Regions from separate parts of the Homo sapiens genome. Here region 1 is linked to region 2. A link is a loop called in an ENCODE intact Hi-C map of the cell type or tissue named here. Cell type or tissue: psoas muscle. All regions are shown on one strand.

Region 1 (2,500 bases), 300 kb after region 2:
TAAACAACCAGCATGAATCATCGCGGAAGTCAGTAGTCATCTCTCCCCCGTTTGCAAAGACTGGGGAACTGCAGCATCACAGGGTGACCCGCTGGAAGCCACAGAGGGAAGATAACCTGGAGGGAAAACTAGAGCTGAAAAGCTGCAGCTGGGATTGAAGGCTGGAGGCTGGAGCAGTGAGCCCTTCTGTTCTGAGTAGGGCTGGGCTCTCCCAGCAAAGGGCCTGTGTCACCAGCAGCGACCGCTCAGGGGAGCCTTGGTCGCTGAATGGCTCTTTGGGTGGTGTGGTCTCCCTCTGGCCAGACCTACAGAGTGGCCCTCCAGCACCCAGCCTTGCTGAGTCCCTGCAGGCCTGCTCTGAGGGAAGGGGCTGATAGTTCAGACGTTCAGAGAAGGTGCCTGGTGGCTCCGGAACTGGTAAGACTATGTTCCAATGCTCGCAGCTGCTAGGAGTTACCAGGAGGACGTGATCAGGAGAAGCACTTGGCTTGAGCAGAAGGCATGGTTTCTAGGAGACTGGAATTGTTTCTTGGACCCCACCTCTACTTCTGTCTTTCCTGGACATTTTGCATCCAGAGTATGCTCTTATAATGTGACCATCATTTTGCTAAACTGTTTGGAATAAATTATACCCGGAATAAAATCTAAGTGCCTAGGGTCCTCTCAGAGAGTTCCCTTGGGTCTGATTTTATGAGAAACCACTTGCTATAGCCTCAGAAGCAGTTAAGACCCCCCAAATATTTTCAAACCAGTGTAAGTGGCTTGGATTTTTAAAAAGTGCTCCTTTTACAGAGAAATTGTAATTTTGTTGTTGAATTATACATTTTTAAGTCAAGACTTGAAGTATAGTTACTACATCATCATATATAAAATGTTTTCTTTGGGTATGGCTGCTGCAGCCCTTAGAAACCAACGTCATCACTGAGAGTGTCACAGACTTTAACAGTCCAGCCTTCTGTTCCGCCAGGGCACTTGAGGATCTGTTCTATTTGCTGCTTTAAAATAACAGCCCTCCCTTATTCTGAGGAGAGGCAAGGATCCATCGGCCTGGACTATTTATCAGTGGTTTCTGAAGACAGGAGAATGTTTATTTTGTGAGAACATTTGTCCTACCTTAATTTGCAAGGGACTTAAAAAGTAGCCACCATGAAACACAATAGTAAATATTTGATTCTTGTGAAACAGGTTAATGTTTGTGATGGAATTTCTTCTACATCAGAGCACCTTAAAAATCATTTTCCAATGGTCCCAATTTTTGTGTTTTCAGAGCCCTTGGACAGGAGGCGTTGCAGGTGCCGGGCATTGGAGGGACCTCACGCTCCGCGTTTCCTTCCCTAGCAGAGCTCAAACGACCTGCTGCCGCATCGGGCATTGTTCTCTCCCTCCTCACCCAGAGGAAAGTCCCCATGGCCCATTTTCTGAGCTGTGCTTTTCCACTCTTTCGTAATCTATTATTGTGACCTTGAGATGCAGAGAGAGAAGGCTTTGGCAGGACGCACTGCCTTTGGAACCAGAGCTGCTGCTATCTGTGCCCTGGACCACATGCTCCATGGCCATGGCCGTGCCAGTCCTACTGGTTCCTCTGCAACCGCCACCCAAGTCAGCGCCTGCAGGAGCGTGGACACTGAGAGGACTGGGACAGCGAGGAAAGTGTGCTTACAGAAGGGCCGTGTGTGTGTGTGTGTGTGTGTGTGTGTGTGTGTGTGTTAGAGATGCACAGAGGTACAGACACAGGAAAGAAAGAGACCAAGAGAATCTGCCTTTAAAGTAGACTTCAAGTTATTTGTTTCTAGGACTGTACCTGATAGATTTGATTCTCACCAAACTCAGTTGCAAAAACTCTATCCAGGGAAAGGAATCTGCAAGCCGGAGGCACGGAGCCGTGGGGACTCAGGGGCAGGAGGACTGTGGTCACCCTTGGGTCCCCACACTCGTGTCCCCGTTCCCTGCAGCCCCGTTCTTCTCTCTGTCTTCACCCTGCTTTGCGTGGGCAGATGCTCCTGCCAAAGCTTACTTCATCAGATGAAATGAAGGGGAATCTGATTTGCCACTAATTGGACTTAGTGTAGGCAATTAGGGTTAAGCTGCGATGAGGGAACCACCAGACGCTGGGATTTTCATCACAGTCCTGAGAAATTCTTCCAGAATTTAAGTGGTTGCAAATCACGATATTAGTTTACAGTGGCAATATTTTAAATCAGTTTAAAACAGGATATTGGCCGCCTGGAAATAGCCAGCTCAGGCATTGCCGTTATATAGATATAAATGTACATAATGTGTGTATGTGCATATATGTGTCTATACACAGACATATACACATATATACACACATATACACATACACTGTACACTTCTATATTTTTATATATACACCATATATATAAAAAGATAGTCAGTGGTGAGACTATATATGCATATCTCTCGCCAGGTGAACAAGGGCATTTAACAGGCACACAGGGTGTTTCCCTTTTCCTTTTCTCAGTTGCCTCATCTTCAATTC
Region 2 (2,500 bases):
ACTGAGCCCAAATAAGGACAGCTGTCTCCTTAGCATCATTAGTCACTTCTTCCTTCATCACTTCCCAGTGGATAGGAGGTTAGTAAGTGGCTTAACCGCTACCGAGATCATCCGCACACTCCATGCACAGATGGCACAGGGCTAGATGTGACTTAACCTAATTATTCTGCCCTTTCTGGCTCTTACTTCTAGAAATAGTCATCAAAAAAAGGGAGACTTTGAAAGACTTATTTAGGTCTCTCTACCTGAAAGAAGAGAAAATTATTTTGGAGGCAAATGAATTTCTAACTTTCCTGAAAGAAAGGGAGATTTTTTTTTTTTTTATGACTTGTCTGAGGAGAAGTCAATGAAGAGGCTGTTGCACACAATAGCTATTGAGTCACAAATAACACATGCACCCTGGAAGATTCCACTATTTGGCACGTATGGTGGCTAAAAAAGTGGAGAATCTTCTTGGTTTCTCTTCCCACCCAGCCTTTCTTAGGTACTTTGACGAGAAGGCACCTCTCACTTTCTATGAGCTTTGTAGGACCCTGAGCCATATTACCATCAGCTAAAGTCTTTATTTATTTTTAATTCTTGAGACAGAGTCTCGCTCTGTCACCCAGGTTGGAGTGCAGTAGCACAGTCTCGGCTCACTGCAACCTCTGCCTCCCGGTACAAGTGATTCTCTGGACTCAGCCTCCCGAGTAGCTGGGATTACAGGTGCCTGCCACCATGCCTGGCTAATTTTTGTATTTTTAGTAGAGACGGGGTTTCACCATGTTGGCCAGGGTGATCTCGAACTCCTGAGCTCAGGTGATCTGCCCACCTCGGCCTCCCAAAGTGCTGGGATTACAGGCATGAGCCACTGCGCCCGGCCAATAATGAAGTCTTTAACTGGCCATTTTCCTCAGTGTATTTTTTCCTCATCATGTCCACTTCAAGATGGATGAAGAAGCAGCCTCTCTAACCACCCCAACTTTAAATCCAGTAGGATTGTCTGCCAGAAATAAACCCCTCTCTTCAGGAAGACAAAGGCCAGGTGTTTCAGGCTGACAGCTTCTGAGATCTCCCCTACACTACATAAATCGTCACCACTCGCTGGGTAGACAAATAAGAGGAAGCCACTTAAAAAGTTTATCAAAAAGTAGAAAAAGTTATTCAAAAAGTAGAGATGGGGTCTTGTTATGTTGCCCAGGCTGGTCTTGAACTCCTGGCCTCAAGTGATCCTCCTGCTTTGGCCTCCCAAAGTGCTGGGATTACAGGTGTGAGCCACCGTGCCTGCCTGGAAGCCACTTATATTTGAGAGTTGGGAGGAAGGGACGGCTTTCTGGACCCAAGGAAACAGCAAGGCAGCAGGGCAGGGAGCAGGTGCTACTGGCAGGTGGCCGGCACTGCTGCTGGCCTGGAGGGTGAGGGACAGCAGGAAGACGGCAGACTAAGAGGCTGCACGCTTTGTGGAAATAGCTGAAAATAGAACGTGAGGTTAGGCCCTGAGAATTCGACTCCTGCTAATGGCAAAGAGAGAAGCCGAGGTCTTCCGTACGTAAGACCAAGGCAACAAATAGGGCCATTGCACACCCTGGGTCTGGCCTGCCTGCCTAGGATGCCAGCTCTCAGCCCTCACTCGTGGAAAGAGCTCAACTTTTAATTTTTTTATTTTATTAGTATTATTATTTTGAAACGGAGTCTCACTCTGTTGCCAGGCTGGAGTGCGGTGGCGGGATCTCGTTGCAACCTCTGCCTCCCGGGTTCAAGCGATTCTCCTGCCTCAGCCTCCAGAGTAGCTGGGACTACAGGCGCCTGCCACCACGCCCAGTTAATTTTTATATTTTTAGTAGAGACAGGGTTTGGCCATGTTGGCCAGGCTCGTCTCGAACTCCTGACCTCAGGAGATCCACCCGCCTCAGCCTCCCAAAGTGCTGGGATTACAGCATGGTGAGCCACTGTGCCCGGCAACTTTTTAATAATTTGTCTTCTTGCTGAATAACAAAGCTATCTAAGTAAAAAGATGTGTGTGTGTCTCTGTGTGTGTGTGTGTGTGTTTCACCTACTTGGTTGATTGGGGTCACAGTTGCAGTTTACACTGAGCCTCTAAATTTTATTTGGAAGACAAAGCAATATTTCTTTTGCTTCTTTTTTCTTTTTCTTTCTCTGTCCTGCTTTTAGGCAAGAAAGCAATATTTCATATCACAAGTTCAGCTGCTGCTGCTGACAGACAGTTTGCTCTGACTGTTCTTCACCAGACGAGGCAGGTTAAACTCTTGTCAGCCATATGTTGATTTGTTAACACTACCCATGTCCCAGGTAGCAGGCTCAGATGGGTCTCAAAATAGACCAGGCACACATGGCTGATAAGATCCCAGTGGGCAGAAGATAATGTTACACCATCTATGACATAACCTCTAGAATAATCACTGCTGCCCTTTGCTCCAGAGTCCAGCTCCAGTGCATGCAAACGTGGAAAGTCCTCAAACAGTGGGGGGTTTAGTGTGTGTGTGCTTTCCTTGAAATTGGT

What was found. A loop is a pair of places that touch in the nucleus more often than their neighbours do. Peaks named below come from ENCODE experiments on the same cell type or tissue, not always from the same donor. Only the 100,000 strongest peaks of a DNase experiment are listed, where the experiment ranks them.
Region 1: it touches region 2 in a loop (2.8-fold over the local background); 5 of 110 quality-filtered maps call a loop at or near these places.

Annotation. Positions count from the first base shown.
Region 1 is chr6:6,747,691-6,750,190 of GRCh38, reverse strand. All of the region lies in intron 2 of LOC101928004 (a long non-coding RNA gene), which reads left to right. Among named protein-coding and RNA genes, the nearest start is that of LY86-AS1, 130 kb to the right of the region's middle. RefSeq lists an enhancer at 1-179. In psoas muscle, no CTCF peak of the experiment used is centred here; a DNase peak (open chromatin) is centred at 1,540; H3K4me3 peaks cover 2,500 bases; H3K27ac peaks cover 2,500 bases.
Region 2 is chr6:7,043,055-7,045,554 of GRCh38, reverse strand. No RefSeq gene overlaps it. Among named protein-coding and RNA genes, the nearest start is that of RREB1, 64 kb to the left of the region's middle. RefSeq lists an enhancer at 2,201-2,500. In psoas muscle, no CTCF peak of the experiment used is centred here; a DNase peak (open chromatin) is centred at 1,374; H3K27ac peaks cover 1,754 bases.